Linked DNA regions of Homo sapiens: region 2 is linked to region 1. Evidence: read pairs that join two places in POLR2A ChIA-PET (ENCODE). Cell type or tissue: PC-9. All regions are shown on one strand. Each heading gives the region's core, and the rest is flanking DNA. Links, peaks and the distances in the headings are about the cores only.

Region 1 (10,184 bases), core at 1,309-9,308:
TGGGTCGGGGGTGGGCTGCAGGGAGGCACCCCCCACCCTGTCCTCCAGCTCCTCACAGGGCCTCTGCTCCCCAGGGCAGCGTGATGATCTCATCGCCAGCATCCTCTCAGGTAGGGGGCGGGGTACCTGGAGGCAGGGGGCTGCCTTGCAGGTTCCCCCACCCCCCGCCCACCTTTGCTCTGCCGCTCCCAGAGGTGGCCCCCACCCCGCTGGATGAGCTCCGAGGTCACAAGGCTCTGGTCAAGCTCCGGAGCCGGCAAGAGCGAGACCTGCGGGAGCTGCGCAAGAAGCATCAGCGGAAGGCAGTCACCCTCACCCGCCGCCTGCTGGATGGCCTGGCTCAGGCACAGGCTGAGGGCAGGTGCCGGCTGCGGCCAGGTGCCCTGTGAGTGTCTGGGCCGCCTGTGTGCTATGTGTGCTGGGTGTGCTGATGTGAACATGGGGGTCGGTGGGCATGGAGAGATGGCAAGAGCTGCTCCTTGACCCCCAGGGAGGAGGGTTCAGTGCAAGGATGGAGGAGGCTTTCCACACCAGGCGTCCCTGTGTCCCCCAGGGAGTGACATCTCTTTTGAAGTCCATGAGGAGCATGTTGCCCAAACAGGCTCCCATCACTTGGGTGGAGCTAACAGGCCTCCTGGTTTGCATAACAGACCTGGCCCCATGGGATGGTGTCTGCCATCGCTTGCCAGGATGTGCCCCCCTACACACCCTCCCCATCCCAGTCCATGTGACGGGCCCAGGCATCACCCAGAGGGGTTCTCCTCGCAGAGGTGGGGCCGCTGATGTGGAGGACACGAAGGAGGGGGAGGACGAGGCAAAGCGGTATCAGGAGTTCCAGAACAGACAGGTGCAGAGCCTGCTGGAGCTGCGGGAGGCCCAGGTGGACGCAGAGGCCCAGCGGAGGCTGGAACACCTGAGACAGGTAGGGGGCCTGCAGTGGCCAGGGAAAGCCTGCTGGATAGACCCGTCGTCAGCCCGGCATCACCTGTCAGCTCCCTGTGTCCACAGGCTCTGCAGCGGCTCAGGGAGGTCGTCCTTGATGCAAACACAACTCAGTTCAAGAGGCTGAAAGAGATGAACGAGAGGTGAAAGCCGAGGATTGTCTATGGGAAGGGCTGGGGACTTCTAGTACCAGAAGGAGGGCAGAGTCTGTGCTTCTGCCGCTGACCCCTCCTCTTCCCCTGCCGGCTTCTCCAGGGAGAAGAAGGAGCTGCAGAAGATCCTGGACAGAAAGCGCCATAACAGCATCTCGGAGGCCAAGATGAGGGACAAGCATAAGAAGGAGGCGTAAGGGCACCGGGACCGGGGGCCATCTGGGTACTGGGGAGGCAGGGCAGGTGTCTGGGCCCCGAGCCATCCTGCGTTGCTCCCGTGCAGGGAACTGACGGAGATTAACCGTCGGCACATCACTGAGTCAGTCAACTCCATCCGTCGGGTGAGTCAGGCTCCCGGGCCACCCTACCCCACCTCCCTTCCTTCACTCATCAGACACCCATCTCCATGCCTGGCCTGGTGCCACGTTGCCCTCAAGGTTCTTCTAGGGCCTTTCTCAAGTGCCCAACAGCCCCAGGGTACCCACATCATACCCAAAGCCAACTGTCTGTACCAGTGTCCCTGGCTTTGGCGTCCTTGGGCCCAGTCCTCTCACAACCCTGATACATTGCCCTGGGAGCCTTCGCCCACCTGACTTCTTTTTCTTTGAGACAGAGTCTCACTCTGTCGCCCAGGCTGGAGTGCAGTGGCGCGATCTTGGCTCACTGCAACCTCTTGGGTTCAAGCAATTCTCTTGCCTCAGCCTCCCGAGTAGCTGGGATTACAGGCATCCGCCACCATGCCTGGCTAATTTTTTTATTTTTAGTAGAGATGGGGTTTCACCATGTTGGCCAGGCTGTTCTCGAACTCCTGACCTCAGGTGATCCGCCCGCCTTGGCCTCCCAAAGTGCTGGGATTATAGATGTGAGCCACTGCACCCGGCCTCGCCCACCTGACTTCTATACCCAGCCAGAGCCTCGAGGCTCTAGCCCCTCCCTCAGGGCCCCTCAGCTGAGCCCTTGCCCACCCCTGTAGCTGGAGGAGGCCCAGAAGCAGCGGCATGACCGTCTTGTGGCTGGGCAGCAGCAGGTCCTGCAACAGCTGGCAGAAGAGGAGCCCAAGGTGAGGCCATGGGCGAACAGGTGGGCAGACGGGGTGCAAGGCAGCCAGGCCTCGCCTGTGATGCCCATCCTTCTCCCACAGCTGCTGGCCCAGCTGGCCCAGGAGTGTCAGGAGCAGCGGGCGAGGCTCCCCCAGGAGATCCGCCGGAGCCTGCTGGGCGAGATGCCGGAGGGGCTGGGGGACGGGCCTCTGGTGGCCTGTGCCAGCAACGGTCACGCACCCGGGAGCAGCGGGCACCTGTCGGGCGCTGACTCGGAGAGCCAGGAGGAGAACACGCAGCTCTGAACTGGCTGAGCGAGGTGGCCACAGGGCCAGGGCGGGCGCTGGGTGGAGGGCAGGAGGCAATGACACTAATGCTTTTTTTTTTTTTTTTTAACTTTTTATCTAGAAATTTTATTTTTTTAAACCCGGGGCAAGTACCTCAGCTAACTCCCTTCATCCTCCTGGGGCCCCTCCTTCCTGCCCTCAGTCTTAGGTTAGGGCCTTGGTCAGGGCTTTGCTCCCTGTGACACCCACACCCTCGAGCTAGCAGCGTCTCCTCCCTTCCCCGGGAGAGCTGGCTGGAGACTTGGAGCTCCGGGAAGTAGGAGTCACATTTTTTTCTCTATTCTTTGGGGATTTTTTTTACATGAATAAAAGTGGATTTCAGGGACCCTGTGTGCAGTGTGATTTGGGGTGACAGGACTCTGGGCCCTAAGTTTCCTCATCTATAAAATGGACTTTGGGCATTTGGTGGGGTTGAGGTCACGCCTCCAGCCAAGGGCTGCTGGGTTGAACCTGAGCTTGCCCTGCCGAGTCTGCTGAGCTTCCGTGGCCTTCTGCTTGTGCCCTCTGCCCCCAAGCCGCTGTTCCTGTTCCCCCATCCCCATGACTTTCGTCTCTCCGAGGCTCTCCCTGTTCTCTCTTTTCTGAGGCTCAGGCCTCTGCTTCAGGAAGCCTTCCCTGCCCCGCTTCCTGTGGCCTGATATGACCCAAACGCCTAGTATCTTCCGCTGGGGCTGCTCTGGGCCCCCGACAGGCAGTTGACTCTATCAGGTGATGGATCGGCCAGGGTGGAGCAGGGCAGCTCAGAACCTGCCCAACACCGGGGGACCTGGGTCTTCAGAAATAGGTGGGCAGTAGGCCTGCCTGTGACTCTGGGGGAAGGGAAGTGGACAGTCACAGACACGCAGGGGCTGGGCCACCCAGCATCCCCTCATCCCTGTGAGGGAGATGTTATGCCTGTTTTACAGATGAGGAGACTGAGGCCCGGAGCCATCTGTCGTGTGCTAGGCCACAGCTAAGTCAAGACGTCCTGACCTGGAGGCAGGGCAGGCCTGGACCCTCCGTGGTGGACTGTCTTCAGCCAGCCTGGACCTGTCCCATGCCTCAAGACCAGCGAAAAGTGGCAGAGAGCCCACAGTGCGGGCTCCAGGGCGGGGCTGGGCTCGCAGCAGGGTCGGCTTGGCACCTCTTCAAGGCCTCTCCCAGCTTCCTGGCTCTTCCCAGGCTGCCCGCCTGCATCCCTCCTCCAGGGGAAGGCGGCCTCTTATCTGGGCTTATCTCCTGCCAATTGAGTATCTTCTTTGCTTTGTTTTTGCTGCAGCCTCAGGCAAACAGATGGGGTGGGGAGGCCAGGGAAACAGGCTCCGGAGTAGGGCCCTCCTCCCTCAGGGTCAATGCAATGGCCCCAGACTTCCTCACTTCTTCTGTGGGACGCTGCCCTATCCCCCAGTTCTGCTCACTCCAGTGTATTCCGTATCTAGGCTCCTCAGCAGCCAACTCCCACCTTCCTGACTCTAGCTGGTGTCCACTGAGGGACACACTCCAAGTCAGTTCCCAGGTCCTCAAATACCAGCTGAATGTCTAACTTCTGGGTGTGACATTCCAGCCCCTAGAAGCCTGGCCTCTGCTGCTCCCCTGTCCTTCCATGGGTCCACTCCTCCTTGCGCCGGGGGGGATGACCCTCACCTCACCTTCCGGTCGCAGCTCTAGCTGCCTCCTCCCTGAAGCCCTCTCTGACTGCCCTGCCGATTCCGGGCCCTCGGGAGCTTCCGCGAGCAGGGCCGTGGCGCAATGCATCTCTGTGCCCGGCACCAAGAACCGGCCCGGGTTATAGGGGGCGCCAATAAATCTTTCTGGAACGGAGCCCCCGCTCTGTCCGGGTCCCCGCATGAAGCCTCAGTTTCCAGCGACCGCGCTGCTGCCAGCCTGGCTCAGCCGCTCCCTCCCGCCCCGCGAGGTACCCGGGCGGCGCTGGCCCCGGGCCGGCCACACAGTAGCTGCTGGAAAGGGCTGACCCAAATAGGAGCGAGTGACCCTCTCTGGGGGGCCGCGGCACGGTTTGCAGAGCGCGGGATCGGGCTGCCGGCAGCGCTGCGGTCCCAATGCGCGTGCTGGGGACTTGGACCTGGGCCGCGCAGCCCAGGCCCGCGAGCCGCCGCGACCCCTTCCGTCTCTGTCGCTGGATGTCAGGCAGAGCCTAAGTTTCCCTCGTAAGACAGCGGCCTCTTTTGAAAGTATCCGTGAGAGCACTACCCCGGCCTGCCGGAGCCCCAGTCGACGCACAGAAAAGCCTCGGCGGCACAGACGCGGGCTTTATTAACATTTGGTAGTGAGCACGGCCCCCAGGGCATCGCGGGGGCTCGGGTCCCGGTGACGCAACGGTTAAACCTGGCTCGCGACTTAGCGCAGGCGCCTGGGGGAAAGCCCGGAGCCTGAGGGCGGGGCCACGGAGCCACTTCCGGCGGCTGTGGGCGGAAAACCCAAAACTTCCGATGGGACCAAGCCTTCCGTGGCTTCACACGCACCGGAAGGGAATCTGGGTCAGCCCTCCCTCCAAAGGAGACAGCACGGATCCTCTTTTTGCATAGGCCTGAGGGAAGTACTTCCGCCCATATTCAAGATGGCTGCCCAGGGCAGTGGGAACGGGTGGAGTTTCGGGATGTGGAGCGAAGGTCACTGGGAGGGGGCGGAGCTTCCCCTGCCCAAGTTCCGATCCCACCAGGACTGGAAGACTCGCGTCCAGCTGGAGCTTTGCCGCATCTGCGTTGCTGTGCCCGCGCTCTTCGGGCGAGGAAGTCCCTTCTGGTGGAGGGAGAAAAGGGTTACATGAGTTAGATTACCATGGCAGCTCGAGCCAGGCTCTCCACTTCCGTGAGCCTTCCTCTAAGTGAGATCGGGGGGGAGATAATGAAGGCCACAACTCCCAGGAGGCTCCACGCCGGGCGGTCAGGGACGCTCGCGAGGACGCATGGGCCCCCAGGAATGGGAACTGGTTAGATCCCAGGAACTCCGTGCCGGAGACGGGAAGAGAGGATGCCTAGGGCCCTAAATGGAAAGGCCAGAGCTGGAGACCTAGCACCCAGAAGATGAGACCGCAATTCGAGAATCAAAGGGCCGGGAGCGATGGTGAGCGCCTGTAATCCCAGCACTTTGGGAGGTTGAAGCGGGAGGATCCTTTGAGGCCAGGAGTTCCAGGCTGCAGTGAGCCGTGATCGCACCACTGCACTCCAGCCTGGGCGACAGAGCGCACAGGTGCCAGCAAGGAGCACAAATACCAGCATGCCTGGTCTTCCAAGAATTCGGGGAACCCAGGAGCTTTGGCCTGGAGTGGGATCTAGACTACAGATCCCAGCATGCCCTGTGAGACACACACACACACACACACACACACACACACGCCTGGAGTGGGATCTAGACTACAGATCCCAGCATGCCCTGTGACACACACACACACACACACACACACACACACACACACGCCTGGAGTGGGATCTAGACTACAGATCCCAGCATGCCCTGTGACTGACACACACACACACACACACACACACACCTGGAGTGGGATCTAGACTACAGATCCCAGCATGCCCTGTGACTCTCTCACACACACACACACACACACACACACCTGGAGTGGGATCTAGACTACAGATCCCAGCATGCCCTGTGACTCACACACACACACACACACACACACACACACACACACACACGCCTGGAGTGGGATCTAGACTACAGATCCCAGCATGCCCTGTGACTCTCACACACACACACACACACACACACACACACACACACACGCCTGGAGTGGGATCTAGACTACAGATCCCAGCATGCCCTGTGACTCACACACACACACACACACACACACCAGGCGGGGGAAGAGCTGGGGAGTGGGGGCGGGGAAGTCTTGTGACTACAAATCCCAGAATGCTCTGGAGCTAGGAAGGAACAGGACGGCTTTGGGGAGGGGTCGTGGGACTCCAGATCCGGGCGTGCCTTGGGACAAGGCAGGGACAGACCGGCGGGGGGCGGCCTGGTACTTCAGGTCCTGGCACGCTGGGGACTGGCGCTCACCTTAAAGGAGTCCACAAACTCGTCACTCATCCTCCGGAGCTCGCGGCCATAGCGCTGTGCTGCCCAGAGGTTGGGGGGCGCCGAGCGCGAGCGGCCCCGAAAGGGGCTGGGCTCCTCCCCCATCCCTTCGTCGTCCTCCGTCCCCGCGGGGTAGGAGCTGTGGCGACTCCGGATCTCCACAGCCCCAGCGCCTGCAGAGGGTCAGTGGGTAGGGGGGCGACGTTAATCTCAGCTCCTCTAAGCCCCTGGCCCTGCCTGAACCCTCCCCATCAGCTCTGCAGGCCCACTCGTGGGTCTTCCAGGGGCGCATCACAGCCCACCTCTCAGAGCCCCAGTCCCTTGTATGTGAATCGAGGGGAAGCTCAGGGGCCTTTGGTGAAGATTTAGGTTAACTTCTCATTAATCCCACGAATCCTTACCGAGTGCCAATAATGGGTGAGGCCCTGTGCCTAGCACAAAATAAGGGCATAAGAAATACTAGTTACATCACAAGGTCAGGAGATCGAGACCATCCTGGCCAACATGGTGAAACCCTGTCTCTACTCAAAACACAAAAATTAGCTGGGCATAGTGGCACGTGCCTATAGTCCCAGTTACTCGGGAGGCTGAGGCAGAAGAATCGTTTGAACCCAGGAGGGAGAGGTCGCAGTGAGCCGAGATCACGCCACTGCACTCCAGCCTGGGCGACAGGCTTTTTTTCTCAAAAGAAAAAAAAAAAAAGCAAGAAGTATTATTAGTGCAAGACCTTCATGGGGCCTCCTGGCAACCCCTGGGTTGGTAGCTATTTCATAGTGTCTGTTCTACATCGGAGGAAGCCAATCCCTTGGATAGGAAAGTGTCCTGCCACAGCCGGCAGGATTGAATGCCTCCTCTGCAAGGGACCTGCAGAGCCCCTGGAGAACAAGAACTTGGCCGCTACATGTCCGCATCCCCCACAGAGCCTTCTCTGGAGACAGTGTCTGGAACTGTTGACGTTTTTAGGTACCATTGATGGTGCACTTACGTGTAGGCCGAGACATTCCCTTATTATCCTCCTAACCACCCTGGGAGGTGAGTACCAAACATGCTTAGGTGAGAAGACAGAAGCTTAGAGAGTTAAGACTTGCCCAGTTTCTGTGAAGCTGTGGAGGCCTGAGGCTGGAAGGTTCCAAAGGTTTGGTGGAATCCAGAGTCCAGTGATGATCAGCGGAGCTCTGTGTCTCTCCCCTTGTCTAGCCAGCCTTCGACTCTCTTAGCCTGTGTCCTCACCTTTATGAGGGGATAATCCTAGCCCTGACTCCCAGTGGCTGTGTGAACATCACATAAAATTAAAAAATGTGAAAGTGCTTTGTGGCTGGGCGTGATTCCTCACGCCTGTAATCCCAGCACTTTGGGAGGCTGAGGCAGGTGGATTGCTTGAGTTCAGGAGTTCGAGACCAGCCTAGGCAACATTGCAAAACCCCATCTCTATTAATTTAAAAAATTAATAAAAGAAGGCCAGACGTGGTGGCTCACGCCAGTAATCCCAGCACTTTGGGAGGCCAAGGCAGGTGGATCACCTGAGGTCAGAAGTTCGAGACCAGCCTGGCCTCAAACTCTGGTGAAACTCCGTCTCTACTAAAAATACAAAAATTAGTTAGGTGTGGTGGTTCACGCCTGTAGTCCCAGCCACTCAGGAGGCTGAAGCAGGAGAACTGCTTTAACCCAGTGGGTGGAGGTTGCAGTGAGCCGAGATTGTGCCACTGCACTCCAGCCTGGGTGGCAGAGCGAGACTCTGTCTCAAATAATAATAATAATAACAAAAGAAAAAAGAAAGTGCTTTGTAGGCTGCAAGTGCACTATGGGTTATTATTCAGAGGCCCGCCTACTATGGTCTATTTGAACTGTGCTCTGTGCCATCTCCCAACTCCTGCCAACTCCACTCCTCTACCCAGACCGATAAAGACTTAGAACCACTCCCCTGAGCAAACACTCAGAGTGCAATGACAGAGTGAGAAGCAGGTGGGGGGCTGGGCGCAGTGGCTCACGCCTGTAATCCCAGCACTTTGGGAGGCCGAGGTTGGGGAGATCACGAGGTCAGGAGTTTAAGACCAGACTGACCAAGATGGTAAAACCCCGTCTCTACTAAAAATACAAAAAAATTAGCCAGGCGCGGTGGCAGGCACCTGTAATCCCAGCTACTCGGGAGGCTGAAGCAGAAGAATCGCTTGAACCTGGGCAGCAGAGGTTACAGTGAGCCAAGATCACGCCACTGCACCCATCTCAAAAAAAAAAAAAAAAAAAAAAAAAGAGAGGCAGGTAGGGAAACATGCTGGGTGTTTATGGCAAGATATGTCTGTCAGGGAGGCTCTTTGGAGGAGGTAAATTACAGGCCAGGAACTGAAGGCGGGGGATAACCATTGGAATGTCTCTTCTCCCCTCAGAGGACCTGAGGACCTGGCCTGTGGGCCAGTGCAGGGCCTCCAGGGGTCCCAGCTAGGACACATAAATGAGACACATGACTAAGAAAGCAAGTAGGTGGCCGGGTGCGGTGGCTTACGCCTTTAATCCCAACACTTTGGGAGGCCGAGGCAGGCGCATCACGAGGTCAGGAGATCGAGACCATCCTAACACGGTGAAACCCCATCTGTACTAAAAGTACAAAAAATTAGCTGGGCATGGTGGCTGGCGCCTTAGTTCCAGCTACTCGGGAGGGTGAGGCAGGACAATGGCGTGAACCCGGGAGGCGGAGCTTGCAGTGAGCTGAGATCACGCCACTGCACTCCAGCCTGGGTGACAGAGTGAAACTCTACCTCGAGAAAAAAAAAAAAAGCAAGTAGGCGCAGTGGCTCACGCCAGTAATCCCAACACTTTGGGAGGCCAAGGCAGGTGGATCACTTGAGGCCAGGAGTTCGAGATCAGCCTGACCCAACATGGCAAAAACCCATCTCTACTAAAAATACAAAAAAAGGCCAGGTGTGGTGGCTCACGCCTGTAATCCCAGCACTTTGGGAGCCCAAGGCAGGTGGATCACGAGGTCAGGAGTTCGAGACCAGCCTGACCCACATGGTGAAACCCTGTCTCTACTAAAAACACAAAAATTAGCCAGGTGTGGTGGCGCGAGCCTGTAATCCCAGCTACTCAGGAGGCTGAGGCGGGAGAATCACTTGAACCCAGGAGGCAGAGGTTGCAGTGAGCCGAGATTGCACCACTGCACTCCAGCCTGGGTGGCAGAGTGAGACTCTGTCTCAAAAAAAAAAAGAAACTAGCCAGGCATGGTGGTGTGGGCCTGTAGTCCCAGCTACTAGGGAGGTTAAGGCACAAGAATCACTTGAACCTGGGAGGCGGAGGTTGCAGTGAGCTGAGATCTCACCATTGCACTCCAGTCTGGCAGTCTGGGAGACAGAGTGAGACTTTGTCTCAAAAAAAAAAAAAAAAAAAAAAAGCGAGTAAGGGAACGAGAGGACGGAATCCGGAAAGGCCTAGGGTAAGATAGGCTGTGATCAGAGTGCCTGGGCATTCTGAGCATCACCAAAGCCCAGAGCTGCCCCCAGGTCAGGTGGGGATACCTCAAGACCCTGGAGGAGTGAGGTGGCAGTGGGGAGAGGCATACTAGGTCAGGAGTAAAGATTACAGATGACAGCCAGGCGTGGCGGCTCATGCCTATAATCCCAGCACCTTGGGAGGCTGAAGGATTTCGGATAGGGGCAGGAGAGCCGGGAACAGAAGGG
Region 2 (16,684 bases), core at 2,093-10,092, 560 kb before region 1:
CAATCATATTAAGCAATATGTAGTAATAATAGGACTTAAAAAAAAAATAGAGACAAGGTCTCACTAGATTGCCCAGGCTGAACTCCTGAGCACAAGCGGTCCTCCTACCTTGGCTTCCCAAAGTGCTGGGATTACAGGCATGAGCCACCATACCTGGCCTAAATAGGACATGTTAAGATTTAAGTGACTTTTTTTTTATCCTGAAATACATATTTATCATTATTGGGTTTCAGGTAGATGCATGTATAAAAAATGTCATTGATTCAGACTGAGTTAAAGGCAGTTAAAGTTTTTAAAAGTAAATTTTGTGATATTTACTAAGTTGTACTGCTTTGAGAATACAGCTACATAAGCTAGGAAGTTAAACTTCTGATATGAATAGATTTCTAGTTAGAATGTCAGTGGAATAATCAGTTCCTTCTTCAATAAGTTGTACCCCTGAGTAGTCCTTGTCCTTGCAGTCTTTTGCTTATGGTTTCCTTTTTCCATCAAGCAACAATTATATTTCAGCCTAATCCCTGAGAGTTTCAAAATAGTGGATTACATTTTAATGATGTTTTCCTGTACTTCATAAAACATACAAAGATATTGACAGAAGTATAGATGTAGTATGTGGCTAATTTTTATTGAACTTTTACTATGCCCAGTAAACTTCACATGAATCATCTCATTTAATCTTCATAAGCAGTTCTATGAAGGGAAGGGACTAGCTCTTTTACCAATTGAAATGACTTGAAAATGGTGAAATCACTTGCTCAAGGTAACACAGCAAGTAAGTGATAGAGGGAGGATGCCAAAGCCGTGGTCATAACTGCTGTACCTATAATAAAGATGATCAAATAAACTAGCTGTATTTTAGGGTTTAGACTTCTTTTTAGAGATGGCATTTTGAAGTTAATATTAAAATCATGACAGCAGAAGAGGCAGATACCATTGTTTTGACCATATTATCACTATTAGTGATATAATTTAGTATCATCTGGGGTATATGCTCCCTCCAACAAAATCAAAATCAAACTGAAATTTTGTTTTACTTTTCAAAACCCTTGAGAGTGGAAGCTAGAAAATACTGTTTCTTTAGAAAACATTGGAAGAAAAGTAGGTGAAAATGAGATTGGAAAGAGGATCCATCCACCATGCCGCATTGGAAGCATTGCATTAATGAATGCTTGCATTCAATTTGACTAATGCAGTAGGCATCTGGAATAGGAAGTTACAACCCTGAACTTTGGGGGCAAGCATTGAGGAAAAAATAAATTTGCCAGTTACAGCCTTTTTTTAAAAAAAAAAAAAGAAAAACATTTTTCTTTGTACAAAAGAGACGTTTTGTTTAGGATCTAGCTTGGCTGCAGAATGTCTGCTGGCTAACTTCCTATTTTGATGCTGTGGCTGCAAGTTGTTGATACTGTTTTGCACGAATTTGTCTTGTTTTGTGAACATGAGAAAATTCAAGTGTAGGAAAACCTATACCTGAATATTTCAAACCTCCCTCAAATGAATATGCATAGTATGGATATGAAAAAGTAAGTTAGTGGCTACTACAGGCTGGCACCCATTCTTCACTGATGTATATAGTTATTCCATGTTATAGATATCCTTTTAGTAAAAAGTAATGAATTTCTTAGGTGAGCAGGTAATTAATCACATGGTAACTATAACCTAGTTTTAAACTATTTACTCTTTTTAGGAAGAACTCTTTGATATAGGATATAACATTCCTTATTCCTTAATTATAGATCACATTTTGTTTTTAGTAATTAAGTTATACGTACTTGAATAGATGAGTACTAAATCTTTATCTAAGAGACACTTTGGGGAAAAAGAAGCAGAATAAACAGTATATGAAGGGTTTTCAATTCAAATGTATTTACTCATAAGTATTTTTTGTTGGTTGTTTCTTTGTTTTTTAAGAGATGTGGTCTCACTGTGTTTCCCAGGATGATCTCAAACTCCTGGACTCAAGCAATCTTCCCGCCTCAGCCTCCTGAGTAGCTGGGACTACAGGCGGGCACCACTGTGCCCAGTCTTAGACATTGTAGTTTTTTTGTTTTTTTTTTTATCATGTTACTTTAAACTCCCCATCTTGCTCTGAAAGATAAAATACTCTAGGCATAAAAGAGAGAAATTTCTTCCTCAATTCCCATACCAGATTTTCTAGTCAGATGTGTTTTTTTCCTTATTCCAATAAAAATGCAGAATTACTGTACTTTAGAATTAGTATATGGAAGTGTTTAAAGTAGGCACGGGAAGACCGCTCCTGCTGTATGCCTTGGTACTCTTAAGTTGTGCAAGCCCATCTATGTGAGGAGAAGCCGTGACAGTGGCTCCTCCTGTGGGATTTTTATGGGACTAGAGCTCTGAAGTATGGCCCTTATCTTTCTGCTCTCCAACACATACCAAATGTATTAAGGCTGTGGTTCTGAAACCAGTTTCGTTGCCTGGGAAACTTGTAATACAGATTCCTGAGCTCTGTCCTCCTTAGGAAGTTCTGAGGCAGTAAATCAGAGATAAAGCCCATGAAGAACTAGTAGTTGCTCTTAAGTTTGAGAGGGATTGTGAAAAATTGTGCCAAAGGCTGTCTTTGTGCTCGGTTATTAAATTGTTCAGCTGGTTGTACATTGAACTAAAATATGCTTTGACCCTGCTGGTGGTAAAGATCATTTGTGAAACATTTTGTTGAGGAAAATTTACTGGCTGGGTGTGGTGGCTCACATCTGTAATCCCAGCACTTGTGGGAGGCCGAGGCGGGTGGATCACTTGAGGTCGGGAATTTGAGACAAGCCTGGCTGACATGGCAAAACCCCATCTCCGCTAAAAATACAAAAATTAGCTGGGTATGGTGGTGCACGCTTCTAGTCCCAGCTACTCAGGAGGCTGGGGCATGAGAATCACTTGAACCGGGGAGGTGGAGGTTGCAGTGAGCTGACATCAGGCCACTGCACTCCAGCCTGGTCGACAGAGTGAGACTGAGACTGTCTCAAAAAAAAAGGAAAAGTTATTTATCTTTCAGTGTTGGCTTAGAATTTCTTATATGTTAAGTTCTCTTGTGGGGTTTTTGGTTTTGTTTTTTGGGTTTTTTATTTTTTTTTTGTTATTTTTTTTTGAGACAGGGTCTCACTCTGTTGCCCAGGCTGGAGTGCAGTGGGTCAATTAGGGCTCACTGCAGCCTCAACTTTCCAGGCTCAAGCAATCCTCCCACCTTAGCTTCCTGAGTAGCTGGAACCACAGGCGTGTGCCACCACACCAAGCTAATTTAAAACAAAAAATTTTATTTTTGAGACGGAGTTTTCGTTCTTGTTGCCCAGGCTGGAATGCAATGGCGCGATCTCAGCTCACCACAACCTCTGCCTCCCAGGTTCAAGTGATTCTCCTGCCTCAGCCTCCTGAGTAGCTGGAATTACAGGCATGCACCACTACTCCCAGCTAGTTTTGTATTTTTAGTAGAGACAGGGTTTCTCCATGTTGGTCAGGCTGGTCTCGAGATCCCAACCTCAGGTGATCCACCTGCCTCAGCATCCCAAAGTGCTGGGATTACAGGCGTGAGCCACCGCGCTGGGCCCTACAATTTTTTATAGAGAAGGGATCTGTCTCATTATTTTGCCCAGGCTCGTCTAACTCCTGGGCTCAAGCAATCCTCCCACCTGGGCCTCCCAGAGTGTTGACATTACAGGCATGAGCCACTATGCCAGGCTGGGCTCTCAAGCATCTTTATCTGCATAGAACCTAGCACAATTCTTAGGATGCCATAGGCATTTGGTTTGTACCAACGTATTCAGACGTTGCATCACCTAAGATTTTGAAGTAGATAAAAGCTCTTTGAATTATCTTCCTTAATATGTGAATGGTAGGAGGGAAAGTGTCTAAAGCTCTACATGAGGATTTTCTGTATTATATACCAGATGAAGGTGGTTACAGTTTGCCAATATGCCTTTTCTCTCCCTAGTAAAAAGGCATGTGGTCTGGAGTCTCTATGTCAAGAGAGTTTTTTGAGAATGTGGTGTTTGGGGACATTTATTGGGGATTTACTAAGTGGCAGCTACTACTGTGAACATGTATTAACTCATTTAATCCTCACAGCAGTTCTAAAGTTAGGTGCTTTAATTTTCCCATTTTGATGAGATTGGATTAAGCAGTTTACTCAAGGCCACACGATTAGTAATTGTGATTAAAGGACTTTGATTTTTTTTTTTTTTTTTTTTGAGATGGAGTCTCACATTGTTGCCTGGGCTAGAGTGCAGTGGTGTGATCTTGGCTCACCGCAATTTCCACCTCCTGGGTTCAAGCGATTCTCCTGCCTCAGTCTCCCGAGTAGCTGGGATTATAGGCATGCGCCACCACACTCGGCTAATTTTTTTGTATTTTTAGTAGAGATGGGGTTCTCCATGTTGATCCGGCTGGTCTTGAACTCCTGACCTCGTGATCAGGACCAGCTCGGCCCCCAAAGTGCTGGGATTACAGGCGTGAGCCACCGTGCCTGGCCGACTTCGAATTTTTTAATAAGAATTTTTTGGCCGGGCGCAATGGCTCACACTTGTAATCCCAGCACTTGGAGAGGCCGAGGCAGGCGAATCACCTGAGGTTGGGAGTTCCAGACCAGCCTAACCAACGTGGAGAAACTCCGTCTCTACTAAAAATACAAAATTAGCTAGGCCTGGTGGCGCATGCCTGTAATCCCAGCTACTCCGGAGGCTGAGGCAGGAGAATCGCTTGAACCCAGGAGGCAGAGGTTGCGGTGAGCCAAGGTCACACCATTGCACTCCAGCCTGGGCAAAAAGAGTGAAATTCCATCTCTCAAAAATATAAAAGAATTTTTTATTTGGGTCTAAAAATTTAGAATTTAGAATATGACTACCAACTTAATTTCTTAGTCTTTGTTTCAGATAATATATCTCAGTGGAGTATTTAGAGTTTAAGAAGATGAGTAATCATGGAGCTGAGTACTTGATAAGTTTGAGAACATGTTCATGATCATTGTGGGGATATGACATTTTTTACCTCTTACCATATATCGATTCTCACCCACCCCCCATTTTTTGAAACAAGGTCTTGCTTTGTCACCCAGGGTGGAGTGCATGGCTCACTGCAGCCTCGACCTCCTGGGCTCAAGCAGTCCTCCCACTTCAGCCTCCCAAGTAGTCAGGACCACAGGTGTATGCCACCATGACTGGCTAATTGTTTAATTTTTTTGTAGAGATGGGGTCGCACTGTGTTGCCCAGGCTGGTCTCGAACTCCTGGGCTCAAGCTGTCTCCCTGCCTTGGCTTCTCAAAGTGCTAGGATTACAGGCATGAGCCACCACACTCAGCTGATTCCCTTTTTAGTAAATCTACTAGATCTATGACTTTATTTGTTAATAATTAGAGTAGCACCATGTTTTTAAGTGATTAGAACTCTTGAAAATGAATATCCACACTAAATTCCATTATAGCAAAGAACTAATTTAGAAAATGTTCATAATGAGAGTTTTGATGGCGATTTGTTTTGAGTAGTGTTGAAAGGCTCTTAGAGTGCATGTGAAGGGATGAATCTTTTGAGAAAAGAAAGATAGTAGACATTTTCTGAGACATAAAATAATCCAGATTTATTCCACCAGACAGCTTTACAGTGTATAGTATTTTAAGAGCTAACTGCCTTCAGATTCACTGGACTTTTCTGTCCTTTTGCCAGGTACTGACTTGGGCAACAGCAGTGACTACAAGTGCCATACTGACCAATTGGAAGAGTCTTTGCTTATCGGAGCTGTTCTAAAAGGCTTATTAGTTTTTGGTCTTCATTCTATTTAATGTTTTCATGCCTTTATAAACTTTTTACTTCCAGCCCAATTTTTCCCATTGTCTTGGTACAGGTCAGCTGTGTCCAAGTTTGTTAGGGTTTCAGCTAGCCAAAAATGGTATTTTCATTTGCTGAAATTCTAAACAAAATAATTAAAGTTAAAGCACAGATGATGATGCTACCTTATTTTTCTACATGTGGGAAAGCTTGATTGATAGTAATGATTAGCGCCTGCATCTCACAATCACTGAGAAATGAATGCAGCACTGAGCTCTGTTTGCCCTCTAAGCTTGTCCCCAGAAAAAACAAGATATACCCTAAATAGTAAGTTATAATATTTTTATTAGGGAACATTATTAGAGTTTTTTTTTAATATATCTCGTAGCCATGTCATATTAATCTTTTTTCTTTTTTCCTTTTTTTCATTTTTCTCTTTTCTCTTCTCTTCTCTTCTCTTTTCTCTTTCTCACTCTGTCACCCAAGCTGGAGTGCAGTGGCATGACCATGGCTCACTGCAGCCTTGACCTCCCAGACTCAAGCAATCCTCCCACTCCAGCCTCCCAAGTGACTGGGACTACAGGCACGTGCCACCATGCACGGCTAATTTTTCTATTTTTTGTAGGGGCAGGATCTCAGCATGTTGCCCAGGCTGATCTTGACCTCTTGGACTCAAGCAATTTTCCCTCCTGTGCCTCCCAAAGTTCTAAGATACAGGCATGAGCCACCACACCCAGCCTAGAGAATCCTTAATGTTTGAAGTCTGTCAGGCTATCATGGTGCTCAGCAGAGGATGTGTTAGTATTCTGAGAATAGGACTTCTAACTTTAGTTTTACCTGAGATTATTCTACACCTAACTTGAAACTTTTGGAGTATTAAAGGTTCAAAGAAGTTAAGAGAAAAGCAAAGCTTGATAAACTGACCAGTTTGTGTCCTGCTAAAGCATAGACAGTTTTACCATGCTCTTCCCAGTGACATGAATATTCTTTGGTTAGCATTCAATTTGGTTGCTTTCTTTTTTGTTTAATCAGGCACTGTCACCACTGTATTATTGTCATCATTTTGCTTATTGATTTTGCTTATTGTCTGCCTTCCCCTCTGTGTTGTAAGCTCCATAAAGGCAAGAAATTTTTTCTGTTTTATTCACTGCTTTAAGCCCAGTTTCTAAAACAGTGTCTGACACGTGGTAGGCACTCAATAAATACCTGTTGAATTATTACTAATTCATTTTGTAGACTTTCATCTGTAAGATGACAGATCTGAATCATCTGAAATCTCCATCTCCATAAAACATATAAGCTGGCTGGGTGCAGTGGCTCATGCCTGTAATCCTAGTACTTTGTGAGGCTGAGGCGAGCAGATTGCTTGAGCTCAGGAGTTCGAGACCAGCCTGCGCAACGTGGTGAAACCAGCTCTCTACTAAAAATACAAAAAATTAGCCAGGTGCGGTGGTGCACGCCTGTAATCCCAGCTACTTCGGAGGCTGAGTCAGGAAAATCGCTTCAATCTGGGGGGCGGAGGTTGCAGTGAGCCGAGATTGCACCACTGCACTCCAGCCTGGGCAACAGAACTAGACTCTGTCTAAAAAAAACACACAAAAAACACACAAAAAAACATATAAGCTGAACCTCCCCTGTGGGGTGGAGTCAGTTTGACTCACCTCAGAGTTGTTTGAAGAGAGAGGTTCCCAAACAGTTTTACCATAACCTTAGTTCACTGAATGTTTTGTGGTAGAAACACTGACTAGTAAGTTCAGTAACAATGCATGGCTCAGATTGTGGAATATTTCTGATTTAAATGTAATCTGTAGTACTTCACACTTCAGATTTTTGAACCTTTTAACCTACAATACTGGGCTTCATTTCTGTTATGCCCTAATCTAGTCATGCTGAATATCCATACTGTATAATGGTAGATGCAAACCATGTTTACTAAATTAGAACTACATATGAATTACAGTTTACTTCAAGTGTTTTGTTTTGGTAATATAGCTTTGCCACCAAGCTTTTACAGTTTTCCTTGAATGTACAAAGACTTTTTATTCTAATAACCAGATTACAGTTATACTATTTCTAAAGCTCAGCTCTTATTACATCAAGTTTCAGTGATGTGTTGAAGTAGGGGAACTTTATATGGCATTTCAAAACATTTTCATAATACTGGAATTTTATTTATTGTAAAATATTTTTGTCTTTAATAAAATAATTTTGAATGAAGTCATAATTTTGCTTTTATCTGGTATTTGGATGTTTACATGAAAAAGGGAACATAAGCTGAATAAAGGTAATCCCAAAAGAACTTCTCTGTCACATTTTCCCAGTTACTCATTCATGCTCAAGGCATTGCTGTCCTGAGCCTACTTAGGTCTCAGCTGACCAAGCTGAATCTTTGATTCACTTATTTGGGGCTATTTATTTAAGACCCACTTTGTCCCAGCTCCAAAGATACAACAGTATGCAAGAAAGACAGCGCCCAGGGTGGGCGTGGTGGCTCATGCCTATAATCCCAGCACTTCAGGAGGCCGAGGTGGGCAGGTTGCTTGAGCCCAGTAGTTTGAGACCAACCTGGCAATGTAGTGAGGCACCAGGTCTGTAGAAAGTTTAAAAATCAGGCCAGGCGCGGTGGCTCATGCGTGTATTCCCAGCTCTTTGGGAGGCCGAGGCAGGCGGATCACGGGGTCAGGAGATCGAGACCATTCTGGCTAACACGGTGAAACCCCGTCTCTACTAAAAATACAAAAATAAAATTAGCCAGGCGTGGCGGCGGGTGCCTGTAGTCCCAACTGCTTGGGAGACTGAGGCAGGAGAATGGCGCGAACCCGGGAGGCGGAGCTTGCAGTGAGCAGAGATCGCGCCACTACACTCCAGCCTGGGCGACAGAGCAAGACTCCGTCTCAAAAAAAAAACAAAAAAAAAAAAAAAAGAAAAGAAAGTTTAAAAATTAGCCAGGTGTGGTGGCATGTGCCTGTGGTCCCAGCTACTTGGGAGGCTGAGGTGGGAGGATAGCTTGAGGCCAGGAGGTCAAGGCTGCAGTGAGCCACAATTGTACCACTGGCACTCCAGCCTGGAGGACAGAGGGAGACCCTCTCTCAAATACAAACAAACAAATAAATGAAGTAAGAAAGCACCAGCCCTTGGGATATTTGTTTTGATCCTTTTCCCCAGTAAAAATTTGTTAGAGTGGGAAGTTAGAAAACAGTGTGGTAGATTGATGGCTACTATGGTATTAACTGATAAGACTTAACGTATTACTTTGAGAAGGATATTTTCTATTTTAAAAGTAATTCTGGAGTTAACTCTGTCTTTTTTTTTTTTTTTTTTTTTTTTTTTGAGACAGTTTCACTCTTGTTGCCCAGGCTGGGGTGCGATGGCGTGACCTCAGCTCACTGCCATCAATGTCTGCCTCCTGGGTTCAAAGGATTCTCCTGCCTCAGCCTCCCGAGTAGCTGGAATTACAGGTGCCTGCCACCACGCCCGGCTAATTTTTTTGTATCTTTAGTAGAGATGAGGTTTCACCATTTTGGTCAGGCTGGTCTCGAACTCCTGACCTCAGGTGAGCCACTGCACCCAGCCAAGTTAACTCTGTCTTAACCAAAGAAATCAATTTGCACAGTACAATATTGATTTAAATGACAAGTTAGTACAAGAGATTTTGGAGGGGCCAGGCGTAGCGGCTCACACCTGTAATCCCAGCACTTTGGGAGGCCAAGGCGGGTGGATCACTTGAGGTCAGGAGTTAAGAGACCAGCCTGGCCAACATGGTGAAACCCCATCTCTTCTAAAAATACAAAAATTAGCTGGGCTTGATGGTGCCTGCCTGTAATCCCAGCTACTTGAGAGGCTGAGGCAGGAGAATGGCTTGAACCTGGGAGGTGGAGGTTGCAGTGAGCTGAGATTGCGCCATTGCACTTCAGCCTGGGCAACAAGAAAAAGACTCCGTATCAAAAAAAAAAAAAAAAGATTTTGGAGGGGGTCCACCTTTTTCAGTACCCTTTAGTTTAGAACATCACAGCTATTTATTTGTACATGGGACAGATTCTCCCTGTGGATAGAATAGAATAATTCTAGTCTCATTTTTCAGATTCAGGAAGGGCCCATTGCATCTCCTAAAAATCAAAAAAGTCTGGCCACTAGTTTTTTTCCTTTTCAGATTGTGAGACTAACAGATTTATAGAGGCAGTCTGTGCTCTGAATTGTTCAGCTTACAGATTGAAGTCTATCAACCCTTTATAGTATCAGGTTATTTGTTTTGTATAAATTATTTTGCTTTTGTTGATTAGCTCTATCAAAGAATAAAAAACCTCCCAAGATTTCTCAATCTTACCGCCCTTCTTTATGCTTTCTCTGTACAATGGAAAAGTAGACCAAAAGTATTTGTCATGAAAATTTTTTATCATTTGCAGTTTGTGGCATGATATGGCTTTTCTGTTTCACTGTTGGCAGTTTTATGCATGTCCTGTAGGATAACTTGATCGTTTTGTTACATATTTATGTGTGTATATATACATCCTGTGTGTGTATATATATATTTATGTAATTTAAAAAATAAAAAGCATGCTGCTTGGCTTGGCTAGCTAATGTGTAATTGTACCTGGTAAACAATTTTTTTCTTTGAAATTCTGATCATAGAGGGATTGAGCTCTCTTTGCTCTGATGAGCCATCTTCAGAAATTATGACTTCTTCCTTTCTTTCATCTTCTGAAATACATAACACTGGCCTTACAATACTACATGGAGAAAAAAGCCATGTGTTAGGGAGCCAGCCTATTTTAGCCAAAGAAGGAAAAGACCACTTGGATCTTCTAGATATGAAAAAGATGGAAAAGCCTCAGGGGACCAGCAACAACGTATCAGACTCTTCAGTTTCTCTTGCAGCAGGAGTTCATTGTGACCGTCCTTCTATTCCAGCCAGTTTCCCAGAGCATCCTGCTTTTCTCTCAAAGAAAATTGGTCAAGTGGAAGAGCAAATAGATAAAGAGACCAAGAACCCAAATGGGGTATCAAGTAGGGAGGCTAAAACTGCATTGGATGCTGATGACAGATTCACTTTGCTGACAGCCCAGAAACCACCTACTGAGTACTCTAAGGTAGAAGGCATTTATACATATTCTTTGTCTCCATCCAAAGTTTCAGGAGATGATGTTATTGAAAAGGATTCCCCTGAATCACCATTTGAAGTAATTATTGACAAAGCAGCATTTGACAAAGAATTTAAAGACTCATATAAGGAGAGCACAGATGATTTTGGTAGCTGGTCTGTGCACACTGATAAAGAATCATCCGAAGACATTTCAGAGACTAATGACAAGCTTTTTCCACTGAGAAATAAAGAGGCAGGACGTTACCCAATGTCTGCATTGCTCAGTAGGCAGTTTTCACACACAAATGCAGCACTGGAAGAGGTGTCCAGATGCGTGAATGATATGCATAACTTTACTAACGAAATACTGACTTGGGATCTGGTTCCCCAAGTGAAACAACAGACCGATAAATCTTCTGACTGCATCACAAAAACTACAGGACTTGACATGAGTGAATATAATTCAGAAATTCCAGTTGTAAATCTTAAAACTAGCACTCATCAGAAAACTCCTGTATGTTCTATTGATGGGAGCACTCCCATCACTAAATCAACAGGTGATTGGGCAGAAGCATCTCTCCAGCAAGAAAATGCTATTACTGGAAAACCTGTACCTGACTCTTTGAATTCCACAAAAGAATTCAGTATCAAAGGTGTGCAAGGCAATATGCAGAAACAGGATGACACACTTGCAGAATTACCTGGATCTCCACCTGAGAAATGTGACTCTTTGGGTTCTGGAGTGGCCACAGTGAAAGTGGTTTTACCTGATGACCACCTGAAAGATGAAATGGACTGGCAGAGCTCTGCATTGGGAGAAATCACAGAAGCTGATAGTTCTGGTGAGTCTGATGACACAGTAATAGAGGACATCACAGCAGATACATCATTTGAAAATAACAAAATTCAGGCTGAAAAACCTGTTTCCATTCCAAGTGCTGTTGTAAAAACAGGTGAAAGAGAAATCAAAGAGATTCCCAGTTGTGAGAGAGAAGAAAAAACATCTAAAAACTTTGAAGAATTGGTCAGTGACTCTGAGCTGCATCAAGATCAGCCTGATATTCTTGGAAGGAGTCCAGCTAGTGAGGCAGCATGTTCAAAAGTACCCGATACGAATGTCTCCTTAGAAGATGTGAGTGAAGTTGCTCCTGAAAAGCCTATTACTACTGAGAACCCCAAACTTCCTTCAACAGTGTCTCCAAATGTTTTTAATGAGACAGAATTCTCATTAAATGTGACAACATCTGCCTATTTGGAGTCATTACATGGGAAAAATGTTAAACATATAGATGATTCCTCCCCAGAGGACCTGATAGCAGCCTTTACAGAAACCAGAGATAAAGGAATAGTAGATAGTGAAAGAAATGCTTTTAAAGCAATATCAGAGAAGATGACAGACTTTAAAACAACTCCTCCTGTAGAAGTCTTACATGAAAATGAGTCCGGTGGTTCTGAAATTAAAGACATTGGAAGCAAATACAGTGAACAAAGCAAAGAAACAAATGGAAGTGAGCCTCTAGGTGTTTTCCCTACCCAAGGTACTCCAGTAGCATCTCTTGACTTAGAACAAGAACAGCTCACAATTAAGGCTCTTAAAGAATTAGGTGAAAGACAGGTTGAGAAGTCAACTTCTGCACAGCGTGACGCAGAATTGCCTTCTGAAGAAGTACTGAAGCAAACTTTCACATTTGCTCCAGAATCTTGGCCACAGAGATCATATGACATCCTAGAACGTAATGTCAAGAATGGATCTGATCTTGGGATTTCCCAGAAGCCCATCACTATCAGAGAAACTACTAGGGTAGATGCTGTTTCCAGCCTTAGCAAGACTGAATTGGTAAAAAAGCATGTCCTAGCAAGACTTCTGACAGACTTCTCAGGTAACCATTTATATTAGAATACTGCATGTGGTTAATTCTGTGATTGATTACTTATCAGCGTGCCATTTATGTTAGTCTGATTTATACCTACAAAATTATGGCTAAAATACAAAAACAATATGCTGTATGATGGGAAAGGCAGATTCTTCTCCTGTCTTTTTTTAAATGATTGCTTGATTTGGTTTCCTTAATATCAATATTTCCCAAAGCAGTAGACCACTTTGTAACATTAATCTTCCCCTAAATATTTTTTCTATGCTCGCTGGGTACGGTGGCTCACGCCTATAATCCCAGCACTTTGGGAGGCCGAGACGGGCGGATCACAAGGTCAGGAGATTGAGACCATCCTGGCTAACACGGTGAAACCCCGTCTCTACTAAAAATACAGAAAAATTAGCTGGACGTGGTGGCGGGCGCCTGTAGTCCCAGCTGCTTGGGAGGCTGAGGCAGGAGAATGGCGTAAACCCGGGAGGCAGAGCTTGCAGTGAGATGAGATCGCGCCAGTACACTCCAGCCTGGGTGACAGAGCAAGACTCTGTCTCAAAAAAAAAAAAAAAAAGAAAATTTTTTTTCTATGCTCCAGTTATATTTCAAGGTACTTCTTTTCTTATAGGTTGCCCCTAAGGTGATATTAGGTGAGAATCTAATATCATCAGGTTCTTACTTATTTACAAAGCTTGTTTTTAAATCTCCATAATTGTCATACTTTTTAGCACTTGGATTTTTTGATATGTGCTTTGTGGAATCTTAGCAATCAAAGATAAAGGAATTCCTGCTGGGAAAGATAGTAAATGAAACTTTTAATTAATGTGATCGTATACTATAGAGATTTTATGCTCTGAAAGTAGGTAACCAGTATTGTAGTACTATTTTGTGAGTAATGCTTAGGAGAACTCATGCATTCTTCTACTTTCTATCTTATTTAATATTCTTCAGGCCAAAACTCATTATTAGATGGTACCAGAAACCCCTTCTCTTGTCTTTTATCTATTTCAAATGATCACTTTTCTAGCAAGTGGCTTTCAGTTAGATTACTGCAAATGCTGTCTATTCTGGGATCTTGGAAAGTACAAGAAAAAAAAAGGATCTTTCAAGCCCCTCTACAAGGGACCCCCATCCTTTAATGTAATACCAAGTTTTACATCTACTGTATGGTCAGTGTTAGGTGCTATGTAGAGGTCTGTGGTTTTTAAACTATTTGATTATAGATCTTTTATCAAATGAAATCATACACAGAGTTGTAGTATTTACAAGAAAATTAGATTTTTGTTAGGCTAAATGTATTTTGTGTTTGATTTTGTGCCTTTTTATAAAGGCATTTTCTTACTGGAAACTGTAGGTAGATTTATCTTTTTAAGTTTTAATATTTAAAATAGATAAATTGTACTTAACCTTACAATGGTATTGTGAGGATTAAATATGAAAATGCAGGTAATACAGTGCCTAGCACATAGTAAATATGCAGTCAGATTTAGCACCAAATACAGGGCCTGCCACATAAGTAGTACTGGATAATTATTTGTTGAATGAATGATATGAATTATTTCACTAACAATTATCAGTGAAAGACATTGAGGCTTTTTGATAAACCAAAAATTTTGAATTACCAATTAAGGATAGCTCTTATACTCTAGCATTTGAAGCTCACTGAATTTGGATTAAAGAGTACTAGGTTCTAATTCTTGCTGTGCTGTGTCTAGAAGTATGACTTTGAACAAGTAACTTACATAACCTTTCGGGGGCCTCAGTTTTAATATCTGTAAAGTGAGGATGTAAAGTGAAGTAGATGGTCTTCAATTATCATTTAAATAATATGATTCTCTGGCTCTGGTACATTCTAGATTTCTTCCTCAGTTGTCATAATTCTTACAGGTAGTAACTTTTGGGCAATAAGGCATATAGGAATTATGCTACAAGAACTCCAGTGTCTAATTCTGGCAAATTCCTGTTTTAGCATGACCTTAGATGACTAGTCTAATTGGTTCAGCATCTTCCTTTGTTAATGTGATGATCATTATTTTGCCCTGCTTTGTATGTTGCAGTAAATAAAGTGCTGTGTAAATGCTAATTATTAGTGATTATCAACTGAATTATTTAATCTAGCGTGAGAGATGTAAAGGGCTATGGAAGTTCAGGATATTTGTCACTGACCAAAGTCTATGATTAGTGTATGTTTTTAGATTGTAATTAAAGAAGACCGGTATAGTTAGACCAAGAAGTTTAAAGGCCTTTCTTGCAGCTTTCAAAAGTGAAAACCTTTTAAAATTGTCTTATTTATGAATAAATCTTTAAAAATATAATCCATTTCATTGCAGTGAAATAAATAAATAAAAACATAAACCATTTCAGTAAAATGCATCAGTGTCTAGTTTTATTTATTTATCTTTTTTTTTTTTTTTTTAATTTTTTGAGACAGAGTCTCACTCTGTTGCCCAGGCTGGAGTGCAGTGGCGCGATCTCGGCTCACTGCAACCTCCACCTCCAGGGTTCAAGCGACTCTCCTGCCTCAGCCTTCCGAGTAGCTGGGATTACAGGCGTGTGCCACCACGCCCAGCTAATTTTTTGTATTTTTACTAGAGATGGGGTTTCACCATGTTGGCCAGGCTGGTCTCTCAAACTCCTGGCTTCAAGTGATCCGCCTGCGTTGGCCTCTCAAAGTGCTGGGATTTACAGGCCTGAGCCACCACACACAGCCGATTGTCTAGTTTTAAATACGTGTATCTGCATATTCTTCCTTTCTAAGGTAAAAACAGTGCTTTAATTATATTCTGCCTTAAGTTGTTTGGGAAAATAGGCAAAAGAAACAATGAAAGAATTAGTGGTTTTCTGTTTGTTTTTGCTATTTTATGGTATATTATGTAACAGCTTGTAATGAAGCCTTTATCATATTATAGTTGGTTGCTGAGTAATTAAGTTATGATAGACTCTCATAGTTTGGGGAAGAAAATCAGATCCCTGCCTCTCACATACCTAGTGTAGTGAAGATAGTTTTTTGTGTTTTAGTATCCAGATTGGCAGGATGCAAGGAAATAAGCATATAGTTTGGTGAAGTACATGTAAATTGTTACAGCCTTTCTGGAAGGCAGTTGGCAATATGTAACAGACCTAGAACTGCCCTAGCAATCTTGTTTTTAGGAATTCTTTTTTTTTTTTTTTTTTTTTTTTTTTGAGACAGAGTCTCGCTCTGTCGCCCAGGCTGGAGTGCAGTGGCGCAATCTCGGCTCACTGCAAGCTCTGCCTCCCGGGTTCACGCCATTCTCCTGCCTCAGCCTCCCGAGTAGCTGGGATTACGGGCGCCTGCTACCACGCCCGGCTAATTTTTTGTATTTTTTAGTACAGACGGGGTTTCACCATGTTAGCCAGGATGGCCTCAATCTCCTGACCTGGTGATCTGCCCACCTCGGCCTCCCAAAGTGCTGGGATTACAGGCGTGAGCCACCCGTGCCCGGCCCTTTTTTTTTTTTTTTTTTTTTTTTAAAGACAGAGTCTCACCGTGTTGCCCAGGCTGGAGTGCAATGGCACGATCTCGGGTCACTGCAACCTCCACCTCCCGGGTTCAAGCGATTCTCCTGCCTCAGCCTCCCAAGTAGCTGGGATTACAGGTGCCTGCCACCACGCCCGGCTAATTTTTTGTATTATTAGTAAAGACGGAGTTTCACTATATTGGCCAGGCTGGTCTCGAACTCCTGACCTCGTGATCCGCCCGCCTTGGCTTCCCAAAATACTGAGATTACAGGCGTGAGCCACGGAACCCAGCTGGAATTTATCCTTTTTTAAAAATGTGCAAAAATAACTACACAGATGTTCATTATAGCACAGTTTATGATAGTGGCAGATATCTCGGTGTCTTAACAATTAGAGATTGGTTGAGTATATTATGGTATAACTGTGCAATCGAATATTACACAGTCATTGAAGTTGTTAAAGTTTTGTTTTTTTTTTTTTTAAGAAATGGA

What was found. ChIA-PET counts read pairs that join two places held together with the same protein. Peaks named below come from ENCODE experiments on the same cell type or tissue, not always from the same donor. Only the 100,000 strongest peaks of a DNase experiment are listed, where the experiment ranks them.
Region 2: POLR2A ChIA-PET joins it to region 1 with 22 read pairs; 2 of 35 experiments call an interaction of 5 or more read pairs at or near these places.

What each region holds. Positions count from the first base shown.
Region 1 is chr11:64,265,118-64,275,301 of GRCh38, forward strand. It overlaps PLCB3 (phospholipase C beta 3), which reads left to right. Exons shown (of 31, transcript NM_000932.5): 24 at 75-110; 25 at 193-385; 26 at 769-922; 27 at 1,009-1,085; 28 at 1,198-1,287; 29 at 1,378-1,435; 30 at 2,068-2,154; 31 at 2,236-2,806. The coding sequence ends at 2,439. It overlaps BAD (BCL2 associated agonist of cell death), which reads right to left. Exons shown (of 4, transcript NM_032989.3): 3 at 6,496-6,686; 4 at 4,713-5,220. The coding sequence ends at 5,092. It also overlaps a transcript of GPR137 not described here. Among named protein-coding and RNA genes, the nearest start is that of BAD, 14 kb to the right of the region's middle. RefSeq lists a silencer at 4,375-4,494 and enhancers at 4,945-5,374, 5,504-6,069, 6,238-6,467, 6,478-6,527, 9,985-10,184. In PC-9, for the core only: CTCF peaks have their summits at 4,505 and 6,541; DNase peaks (open chromatin) are centred at 4,014, 4,994, 5,794, 6,354 and 1 weaker place; H3K4me3 peaks cover 4,144 bases; H3K27ac peaks cover 4,294 bases.
Region 2 is chr11:63,708,305-63,724,988 of GRCh38, forward strand. RTN3 (reticulon 3) reads left to right here. Exons shown (of 9, transcript NM_001265589.2): 3 at 10,398-12,728. Among named protein-coding and RNA genes, the nearest start is that of RTN3, 35 kb to the left of the region's middle. In PC-9, for the core only: no CTCF peak of the experiment used is centred there; no DNase peak of the experiment used is centred there; H3K27ac peaks cover 1,013 bases.